Regions from separate parts of the Homo sapiens genome. Here region 1 is linked to region 2. A link is a contact called in ENCODE Hi-C or POLR2A ChIA-PET data. All regions are on one chromosome and are shown on one strand. Each heading gives the region's core, a stretch centred on a gene start or an enhancer-like site at or near the end of the contact. The rest is flanking DNA. Distances are from core to core; before and after follow the strand shown.

Evidence for each region. Hi-C counts contacts between places; a loop is a spot of excess contacts on that map. ChIA-PET counts read pairs that join two places held with the same protein, here RNA polymerase II (POLR2A). Pooled maps may share reads with other maps.
Region 1: a loop to region 2 is called in a map of endothelial cell of umbilical vein, with 2.8 times the contacts of the local background. The contact joins two enhancer-like sites. A Hi-C loop is called at or near these places in 2 of 168 maps with a recorded cell type or tissue (CD8-positive, alpha-beta T cell and endothelial cell of umbilical vein), 1 of 37 single-sample maps with no recorded cell type and 2 of 50 pooled maps. POLR2A ChIA-PET finds 5 or more read pairs at or near these places in 5 of 52 experiments (CD4-positive, alpha-beta T cell, Caco-2, HCT116 and 2 more).

What each region holds. Positions count from the first base shown.
Region 1 is chr2:221,420,356-221,426,078 of GRCh38, forward strand. EPHA4 (EPH receptor A4) reads right to left here. Exons shown (of 18, transcript NM_004438.5): 17 at 4,854-5,723; 18 at 1-197. The coding sequence ends at 5,673. Among named protein-coding and RNA genes, the nearest start is that of EPHA4, 150 kb to the right of the region's middle. RefSeq lists an enhancer at 4,594-5,723. Within about 2 kb of position 2,981, at least 2 of the 41 ENCODE cell types and tissues checked have a DNase peak (open chromatin) inside an H3K27ac peak, as active enhancers do; they include endothelial cell of umbilical vein, where a contact is called at or near this core.
Region 2 is chr2:221,464,827-221,470,543 of GRCh38, forward strand. All of the region lies in intron 5 of EPHA4 (EPH receptor A4), which reads right to left. Among named protein-coding and RNA genes, the nearest start is that of EPHA4, 100 kb to the right of the region's middle. RefSeq lists enhancers at 3,201-3,807, 3,808-4,413. Within about 2 kb of position 2,970, at least 2 of the 41 ENCODE cell types and tissues checked have a DNase peak (open chromatin) inside an H3K27ac peak, as active enhancers do; they include endothelial cell of umbilical vein, where a contact is called at or near this core.

The sequences.
Region 1 (5,723 bases), core at 1,731-4,230, 44 kb before region 2:
AAAGGGGATTTGAAAGTCACACATTTATTCTTTTCAGGTATGGGTGTTGTTTCATCAGTGTCTTTGCCCCAGAACTGGTGTAATTGAAGCAGAAGAAACACATTTAGACGGAACTGAGGAGGGTGTGTTCTGTTTTCTTCCACGGGCTTTGTAATCAACAGGAAGGGCTGTGAGGCCAAGATAGCAGAATCTACTCCCTGTAGATAAAAGAGCAAGACTTTAGACAAAACGTCGACCCATATTGCGAGCCAACTGTCAACCACTATTGTAAGAAAGAATATATAGGTTCGTAGAAGTTGGTATCCTTCAGTAAAAGTAGTTCAGTGGTGAGATCACGAATTATACTTTCCTTTTCTGAAAAATAGCAATTATAAGAGCAAAAAAAACCTGTTTACTAACAGCTTAATTACAACTCCGAGATAGGTACTATTCTTATCTCCATTATATGGATGAGGAAATTGAGCATAAGGAGACTAAGTACCCTGCCCAATGCCATACCCTCTGGAGTGGCAAGGCTGGGATTAGACCCCACAAAGTTCTAATTGATATTTATGCTTTAACCACCGTGTTGAACAGCCTGTCTATGAAATGAAAATCCTGACTTGTTTCAGTTCACAATCCACCCATAGTCAACAATAATGATTGAAAAATGCAAACTAAGGGCCGGGCGCGGTGGCTCACGCCTGTAATCCCAGCGTTTTGGGAGCCGAGGTGGGCGGATCACGAGGTCAGGAGATTGAGACCATCCTGGCTAACGTGGTGAAACCCCGTCTCTACTAAAAATACAAAAAATTAGCCAGGCGTGGTGGCGGGCGCCTGTAGTCCCGGCTACTCGGGAGGCTGAGGCAGGAGGAGAATGGCGTGAACCTGGGAGGCGGAGCTTGCAGTGAGCCGAGACAGCGCCACTGCTCTCCAGCCTGGGTGACAGAGCGAGACTCTGTCTCAAAAAAAAAAGAAAAGAAAAAAAAGAAAAATGCAAACTAAGAAGTGAAAAAAAGTGGTGGTTTTTCTTAACAAGAGAGTAACTCCTGATAAATAGAAGTATCTAATCTAACATGGCGAAAGAGCCATACTCTCTACATGTAAACAGGCAGGAGAGAGGGAACATGGGACACAGGGAGATACTTGCTCTATGAACGACAGAGGTCTTCTAGGTTCAAGCCTCCTTCCACATATCAAGAACTAATCAGCCGCAGGCTGGAATTCTAGACATCAGCCTGGAATCGAACAAGGCTGGCACACAGCAATGGACTCCTCATGGCTCCTCATTGTCCATATATTTGTCACATAATCAACTCAAACCAAAGGAAGTAAGTTCCCTTCTTTCATTTATAACAACCAACTATCCAGATTACTTATTGGACTATGCCTCCCACCACGGTGACCATGTTTAGCAGCTGGTGGCCTCAAGCAAAGGGCAGTAATTAAGACCAAAATGCACTTTTATAGATTATTTTGCCTATTTTATCAAATCACTTGTCTGTTTTGCATATGTGTACATTTATCGTGTAGAGAATAAAATTTAATTTTTTGTAGTAAACGACCATATTTAAAATTGTAGAAAACACTTTAGTCTATTTAAAGAGAGAGAAATCGTTTTCTGGCCAGGTCTTGTAGCTCATACCTGTAATTCCAGCACTTTGGGAGCCCAAGGAGGGAAGACTGCTTGAGCCCAAGAGTTTGAGACCAGCCTGGGCAAAAGAGCAAGACCCCATCTTTAAAAAAAAAAAAAAAAATTAGCCAGGCATGGTTGTGCACACCTGTGGTCCCTGGGTCGACATGAACATGAATGTTATGTTGACAATTACGTAAAAATGACAGAAAAGTCATCAAATCTACCTTCTAACTATTTCCTCTCTGGAAATCGGTCAAATCCATCAAATGTAGTTTTTGAAACCTGAATGTGAAGGGATTTCATCAGGTGGGCAGGTATTTATGTGAAGTATGAGGAGAACATGAATATGATCTTAAAACGCTAGAGTGTATTCCACGTCCTGCGGACACACAAGGTTGGTAATGGTTTCTTTTGCTACTAGAAATTCTTAAAGGAGAAAGAATGGTCTCATAAACACGTGTTGCCTTTCAGTCTGCCAATTCCTTCTCCACTTAACATCTGGATATCAATAGATATTACATAAATATATTTGTAATATTAAGTGGGCAATTTGGGGACTTGGTGTGTATGCAGAAATGATTGGACATTTGAATTGAGATGTAAGGGAATGTGAAGACTTGTATCTACTTAATGCCAGGATACGAGTTGAGTGAAATAAGCCTTCTCCTCACCATTGAATTCAGGCAACTCCTTTATCATGGGAAATTTCTTAAACAGAGACCAGACAAAGCATGTGGTCTATGTAGGGTCATGAGTTAAGGAGAATTCATTGTGACTAAATAAACAAAGGCTTGTTCCTTTGAGTCAGTCGTGATGACATCAAAATGTCTTTACCATCCAGTTCTTTTCATTGCAATAGAATTTTACTTTTGTATCACTGTCTTCCCCATTACAAAACAATAATTTTATAAATGTCAAGGCTAAATAATGCATGTTTATCCTGCCAGCATAACTTGAAAGGTCTACCACCATTGTATAAATATGTATTTACCTCCAAACTCTCATAAATCCATTTAAGTGAAGAAGCTTCACTGTGTGACCCCCCTACCACTGAACTTCATTTCACCCCACTCTGGCATGTTGTAATAAAACAATTGGGGTTACAAGTGAAAGACAGATGAATAATACTTGGACAATGTTGGAGGAAGAAGCGTACCTTTCTTCTGTGGAGCTCACCGTGTTTTACTTAAGAATATTTCATACACACTTGCAACAACACCATGCATTAGGAAAGGTGTTATTATTAAGGTATCATTATCTCTCTAATTTCCAGGTGGAGGAACTGAGTTATAAAGAAAAGTGGAGTGAATTTCCCAGTGTCAACATTTCAGTTGGCTTTAGAATCCATAGCTGTCCGGATGCCAGAGTCTGGCTCTGCGCCCTGGGAAACAATGCATCATTCCTATTGTTCTCACATTTCTCTTCTAAAACTTCATGGAGGTAGTGGAGAGAGTTAACACTTTTACTGTTGCTGGATATTATTTTAGGCACTTGGAAAGTCCTTTTTTGGCCTTTGCATCAGCCTTGACTCTAATATATGCATATGTTGAAATTTTGAAGATTCAGACGGTGACCTTTGAATAAAATAAGATTTCATACTTCACCTCTCCTTTGATCCTTCCCTGATTACTTCATTTACAGAAATACCTGCTGAGCAGGAACAAAACAACACCAGCATAGTATATAATGTTGTTAGGCTATTTCAGAATGGACATGTTCTCTGTTGAAATGGTCTGCTTTTAATATGTTCAGTGTTTAGAAAATACCTTGTCTTAAGTTGTAGACTTTAAGAAAAAAAAAAAAAACTTTTAATTATTCAATGTACACAAGGTAACATTCTGTTGTTAGTTAAAATACAATGCCACCTGGGCGCAGTGACCGACGCCTGTAATCCCAACACTTTGGGAGGCTGAGGCAGGTGGACTGTCTGAGATCAAGAGTTCGAGACCAGCCTGGTCAACATGGTGAAACCCCGTCTCCACTAAAAATACAAAAATTAGCCAGGCCTGGGTGGTGGGTGCCTGTAATCCCAGCTACTTGGGAGGCTGAGGCAGAATTGCTTGAGCCCAGGAGGCCAAGGTTGCAGTGAGCCAAGATTGCACCACTGCACTCCAGCCTGGGCAACAGAGTGAGACTTTGTCTCAAATAGTAATAATAATAATAATAATAATTTTTTTTTTTTACCAAGCAAGCAAAAGAAACAAAAAAGTCCTACATTTGTCAGCTTTTAACGTGAATATCCAGAACTCCTAGACTTCTGCAAAAGTGGTGATAAAACAAAAATTGTTGGAGTAGTTTTAAAAACAAATTTCACATTCCTTCTGAACAGAAAAGCTTTTACAACTTATGTTGCAAAAAAGGTTTTCACTAAACTGTCATGATTTGACAGCATCAAATTTAACATTCCTTGCTCTATAAGAAATAGCTTTCAGGATACAACCAAGGGGAAAGAAAGGTCGTTAAAATCAGCAACTCTTGTTTAAAAGTGATAAAAATGAAATAACTCAAAAAAAAAAAAAGAATGAAAAGTTAAAATGTGTCCAGTCCAAAGTTATGTCCTTTGTTTCTAGGAATGAACAAACTCAATGCTGGTATATAAAAATAGAAGCATTGAAAGCTAATAGGTTTATGGATGAGCAGTGCATTTTTCAGTAGTTCAACTTTCTGATCATGAGAAAGCCGAGGCGAGTTCCAAGTCTCACCACTGGCATCTTGGTGAATCCTCTTTGGCCCTGTTTGGGGATGGAGTTTCCTGGAGCAGGACAGAAAATGAGGCTAATGGAAAAGTCTCGCCAGTACTTCTCCATTGAGGTAAACTCTCCAAAGGACGGGACCCATGACCTAACAAGGTTAGAGAGAAAGCCTCCTGTGCTTGCTGCCTGGTGCCCAGAAGATAATAAATATGTGTACCATGAATGAATGGCACCAAAGGACAGGAGGAGCCCTTCGTGATGGAAAGCACACAGCCAACAGCCAGTGAGCATCTAGGACCATCCCTCAGAGCCTGACCTCATCTGGGTCATATGTCACTTCTCCCCGGAAGAATAGCAGGGAAACCACACTGTGTTTGGTCTCCTCTTTCGCTGTCAAAAAAGGACTGAAATCCTGAAAAACATCAACACAACCTGAGAGACATGAGAGAGTATTTTTCTGTTTTCAGTATTTCGAATGAGATCAAGTTTAAAGCACAAAAGGAGTTTTCACTGGAGAAAAAATCATTCTTGGTTGTTGGACTTACCTTGCAGATCTGGGGTCGCTTCTTTAAAGGAGCGAAGTGTGAACGTTCTCTATTCCAGATTGTCACAGCCCACTATCCACAAGATAGTTAGGACAAGTTTGTAAAGTCCCAAAATAAGACTTTATATGGCACAGCCTCAGGCCCAAAGAAACAGACCTCATTTGTCCAGTTAGGGGTTATGGGGCTTGGGTTACGTATATATATATTTTAAATCCACTTTCCCTTTCTTTCCAGGCCCCCTGTGTCATAGGAATCCACCAGGCGGCTTGAGCACTGAAGAGGCAACACTAATGAGCCACGTCGCTTTCTCCTAGGACTTTTTTTTCCCCCATGGTATGAACCAAGCCCTAAAAGCCACAGCTGAGTCCTTAAAAAATGTTCCTAGGCATGGTCTTCATTCCAGTGAAAGACAGATGACTGTAATTTATGCCACAAACAAAATACAATGGTTGTAATTCCAAATGGAGAGAGAATCAGGGATGTCTCAGAAGCTCAGTGTCTGGCAGCAAATACAGCATCAAAACTCAGAGGCAGTGTTCTATTTCTATAGGTACATGTATTTTACAGACTGGTGATGAACAGAAAAGTACTTCTGAGAAACGATTTGTTCCAGGTCTCATTCAAATGACCGGCAGTCATTTCTGTAAGCCCCACAGTTTCAGCAATCTGTGCACCAAGCAACGCTGCAGATATTGTTTTTTTTTTTCATTTCTTTAATTTCAGAGGGCGAAGACGAAGTAAAAAAAGTGCAGTTCTTCAATTAAAGTGCATGGATGAGGTAAACTAATTTCAAGAGTTTTGAGTTTATTCAGTACTGGCTCAGACGGGAACCATTCTGCCGTGCATCTGCTGCATTTGGGTTCGCATTGC
Region 2 (5,717 bases), core at 1,720-4,219:
AAAAGTGAAACTTTTTAAAACAAACCGGCAAAAGGTACAGAAAAACAACTTGATTATTCTGAAATTGACATTGATTTTTCTCCTTATTTGACACAAAAACATAGAACCAAATTCTCAGCCAAAATCTTCAGAAGACTGTGAATTAAATGAAGTTCATTTATATTTAGATATGTAAGTATTCATATTTATTAAGCTTAAATTTAGAATGTATGAGAGATGCATTTTTTTTTTCCATAAAGTGATTTCCAAGGTCAGACCAGAGTCTATTTTAAACACATACTATAAAATAAAGCAGTGCACAGCCACATTATCCTTCAGCAATATTTACTGAAGGATACAATTGACTCATGCTGCCAATGATTTTAAGAGTCTGATTTTGGAACACTATAAATACTTGAACTAAATGATTCCAGAGTAAGACTTTGCAAAGTCTGTGATTTGGTTTTTACTTTTGGTTTAATAGAAGACGAAAATTTTATAAGCCTTTTTTATTTCCCAGATAGATGGGAGGGCACGTCATTTTCTTTATGCCAGAGAGATGGGCAACGGATTATTTTCAACAAATCCTTTACAGAGAGCTATTGGTTAAATTTTAAATGATAGAATGTGATGCTATTCTTAGCCTTCACGTTAATTGTTTGCATAGGGAAGTTGAAGGTGTTGGGTTGGCCTCTTTGGCTAAGGCATCCAAAACTGTGAGATCCCTTCCCTTCTAGATAGAGCTGCCCAGCCAAAGACTACCTTCCTAGATTCCTTTGTATCTACGGTAGTTCATGTGACTGAGTTTTGGGTAATGGAATGTGGGTTGAAGTGATTTCCCCTCTTCTAGATCTGGCCCATAAATAGCTCCCTGTGACTCTCCATTTTCTTGAACCCACAAGCCAGAGGGAGGTTAATGACCCAGGCCCATCTTGGAAGCCCCACACCCAACAACCCCCATCACCACCAACTGGATGCGATTTCAGCAAGAAAATAAATTTCTATTGCAATAACCCATTGAACTGGCATTTGGGGTTAAAACAGGTACTCATTCAAGTGAAGTGGAGCCTTCTGGCAAAAAAGAGGTATTTGCATATCACAACTAACTCAGATAAACTGTAGAAGTACTGTGGCCCACAGAAGATTGGTCTGTGGTTTTGCAGCTTCCTGAAAGGCCTTTGGGTTCCCTCCCGGAAACTCCAGCTGGTCATGCACGATGAGCAGATATCCACCCATTTGTGAGAAACTGGAATGCGCTGCCCTGAGGTCAGCAAAGCCAGTGACAGAGGCCGCGTGGCTTCCCACGGACAAAATCACGGCCACAATCACGGCCACTAGTCTTCTAACAGTGAATGAAATCGGCAGAATCGCAAAACACTGAGCCAAAAGATTCAGCTGATCTTATGCTAATGCTAAATGGGAAAACACATTGGGGTTCTCAAAATGGTTTGGTTGAGTTTTCTTTGTAGAAAAGAGTTAATTTAGTTTTCACTGAATTATTAACTGCTTAAGCAGATGAAAACTGAGGCCCTGTGAATTGCCACAAAACAAAGAATGGGGAAAGGAGCAAATCAGATGCCAGTAAACTCCTGGGCAAGGCACTTGCACATACACGCACACCTGACATCATTTCATCCCTATAACTCTCTGAAGTAGTTATAATGATCACCCTTACATTTCAGACTTGGAAACTCAGGTACAAAGAAATTAAATAATTTGACCAAAGCCATAAAATGAGATTTAAAACTCAAGTCCACCTGGCTCAAAAGTATGTGATCCTCCCTCTATGCCACATGTCTGTAACAACATACACACGAAACTAGCATTTATTGAGTAATTATGATGTGCTGAGCATTGTTCTAAATCTCTTGCAGGACTTAATTCATGTAAACCTCACAAAAACTCTATGAGACAGGTACTATTATTATCCTCATTTTTATAGATCAAGAAGATAAGGTACAGAGAGTTTGAATAACTTGCTCCAAGTTATAGCTTATATGTGGTCATAATTCAAAAATCTGGTCCTAGAGCCCTCATTCTCAACCACTGATCTACAGAAAGCGGCTGATCTCTGCCCCTCCTTTCCATGGTAAGAAATAGGAGACTTGAAGGTTTAAGTGACTGTTTTCCCACAGCAGTAGCGGCAGCAGCAACAACGTAAATCTTTCTAAAGTCTGCTCTGTTAGGTACAGGGGTATCTGTGTACATTGTCGGCTGTCAGAAACCCAGGGGTAAGTTCGATATGATCCCTGCTCACAGACAAACCTTAAAACTTTTGGTGCAGAATGAACTCACATTTGAACTAATCTAAAGAGCTAAGACAAGAATAAAACAAAACAAATTCAATTACCAAATAAAATAATTAGTCTTTGGAATTAGAGAAGGGGTAAGGATACAAGACAAGCCTCTGGAAGACTGGCAATGTTCTATTGTTCTGTTCCTTGGCCTGGGTGACGGTCACATAGGTGTTTACTTTGCTATAATTCAATGACTATACATTCGAATCTTGCCCACTTTTCCATACGTGTATATTTCACAATAAAAAGGTTATAAAACAAACACAAATGTTAGGAGTATTAAAAAGGAAGTATCATACTTATTACTAGAAAGATCCAAACACAATATTTAGTATACCTCCTGGGTTAAGCCCTAAAGATGTCATGAAAGATGTAAGGTTTTGCAAATTAGAGCTTTTGCAACTTTTTAATCATTATACTGAAACATACAGCAATCCTTACTCTTTGTAGTAAATAAAATGCATTACTTTAATGTCTGTTTTACAAGTTAGCTAGTATCTTGAATTAGCATTATTACAGGTACAGTCATAGGATCGGTTATAAAATTATAAGTGGGTAACAGCTCAACTGGAAACCAAGGCCCATGTCCACCAGAATTAGCAGGGAACTAACCTCAGGGGCACCCAAGTGTCTTTGCTGCAGTTCAAGTGTGTCCTGTGTTTCGTCTGGGAGCTGCTTGTTTTACTTTCTACTTGCTTACTAAGAAATTTGTTGGCAGGTTCTGACAAGGATAGCTCAACACTTGCCAACAGAAACATGGCAGGATTCAATGTGTGTGTTTCCTGTTATAAGTAAGAATGCCAGTTTGAGGCAAACAGGAAAACAAGTCTTTCCACTGGAAGGCAGTTTAGAAGAATTTGCCTGAGCAAGATGATTGTTTTAAGGTAAGAAAATGGGGTGAAACTAGCAACAACAACAAAAAATAAATATACATTTTTTTCTCTGAATGCTTCTAGTGAGATGAATCTTCTCACTGGGCCTAAAAGTAGTGTTGACAGTTATCTAGTGTTTCCACTCTTAGTTGAAATTATTTTATGTGTAACTTGGTTAGACAGGATGGTGAACCTTCACCAAATGGGGGTCTCCATGACCTACAATGCCCTCCAATCACTTCCTAGGGAAGATCAGAGGAAAAAAAAAAGGCCCCCCAAAATTATTTTTTAAACAAATAACCAACAAAAAAAATGCTCTCCAAAATTAATTTGGAATATGGAGAACAATGTAAGGAAAAGGTTCATTTTTACTGAGCAGAATACAGAAAAGAGAAAGGAAAGGATTAGCTGCTATGCATCAAGGCTTCTATTCCTTTTGCTGTTAACTCCACCAGGGAGCTTCAAGCATTCCAAATCTGGAAAATAAAAAGCTAAGCTTGTAGGCTTCAGGTTCTCTTTGTTACTCAGACAGCTGCTAATCGTCCTGCTGTGTTAGGAACCCATGAGACAATGCTGTAACATTTAGCTTTCTGACGTCCAAAGCATCTAGATCAGTCCCCAATTAAACAGGTATTAATCACAAAGACTCTAAAAGCCAGGGTGATAGATGCACCCAGTAAATCTTTGCTGTTGCCTTTACTTTTCACACTCAGATTTCTACATTTACAGGCAGAAATACTTAAAAGCCTGCTCCAGAAACTTGACCAATCAAAAGCCTTGTTCATTACTTTATATCAGATGCTTGATGATTTCCTACCTCTGAAAAGCCTTTCAGAAAGAGGTAAGACATTGATCATTCCGCTAAAAGAGCCTGTCTGCTTCAATAAATAGATCCACTATGGTTGTTGTCATCTTGACTTTTTAAGTGTGATAACTAATTCAGAAGTGTTGTGGCTTTGCCACTTGCTATAGGGAAATCCAAATCATCTGTGAAGTTAAAGAAAAAGTCAGTGGATGAACCCAGAAAACATCAATGGGCAAAACATTAATATACTAGTAATACTAACGATCTCTTCCAACAGGGGCCAAATCATCTTCAGGTCATGAACCTGATTAGAGTGAATGAATGAAGTGAGGTATATTAATCCAGATAATAGAAAAGAGTATGTGTTGGATGAATCCTTCTGAATTCCATGTTTTGAAATTTATGTTGATAAAAGGTACTCAGTGTTACATTTTCATCAATTTCCATTTCACAAGGGCATGAAGATAGCCTTATTTAACTCTGTCAAAGAGTATCATTTACAGCTTTTGTTATAAACAAGTGACTAGGTAATCAACCTCCAAACACACAAACAAATGAAAAGTAATAATTTTCATAGCCAATATCTAATCACTATAATACACAATGAAGAGAAAAGCACCAACACGAGAGGCTCATATGACCTCAGAGGAAACCAACATTAGCTATTCTGAGTTATTAGAAATCCTTTTAAATTAGATTTCTATTTTTTATTTCTCAAACTAACAGAACCCATGAGACAAGTACAATATTTGCAAGGTGCCAGCTCAAGGGGCTGAATTCCTTGGCTTTCAATGGAGCCTGAATATATTATAAATTACTCCGTCTTCATCACTATCTCAGTGATGGTCCACTGTCTTCCAAGTTGAAAGAGTTGGGAGTCAATAAACGTCACTTATGATATGAGCACCTGTCGACTAAGACCTGGACTGAGACCAATTCCATTAACATAGTCATTCTACGGCTGCCAAATGGCCGGGCCTTGGACCACTTATGATATAGTCCCCATTCAAGGAGGTGACCTAAAGACAGAAAGGTCCAGAATCCCATTAGTCATCTTCCAAGCCATCCAATTCTCCATCAGATATACTGTTGGAATGGGATACCTAGTTTTTTAATCGTCATTTAAAAAGATCACGTGAGCTGCTCCAAAACATGTCATGGTGACCATAAATTGAAGATAGATGCTCTTTAGCATTGTTACCAGCCACTGTCCTTTAGATCTATGAAATTATTTTTTAGCAACTTCTATTTCTTTCTCTTGTTGCACTTAAAACACACAGGCAGAACAGAGGAAAAAATGACACATATTGACAAAGTATAAATTATAGCATGAAATCATAGGCTACCAATGATTCCTGACAAGGCCAGAGAGTCAGAGGAAACATGGTGGTAAAAATTCAGTTGTAAATCAATGTGTTCTGTGCTATTTGGAATTTTTCCAAGTCCAAGTGTTGCTTGGCTTAAAGCACAATGTCTAAGGACTGAGAAGTGATGATCACGGACAGTATAAACTAGAATGTTACAAATAGGGGAGAGAGACAGAGAGAGAAAGGGCGGGGGGGAGAGAGAGAGAGAGAGAGAGAAACAGGAAGAAGGCCATTGGGGTGAAGTTCTGAGACTCCTCATGTTTCTTATTGCCAGTTTGGTTCTACTGGATGGAAGTCTAGGGAAGTTCCAAACACAGGGGATCAAAATATTCTGAGGACAATATTCATGACCCATAGAATGCTGAGAAGGTGGGTTTTAGTATCACTTTAGGGAACC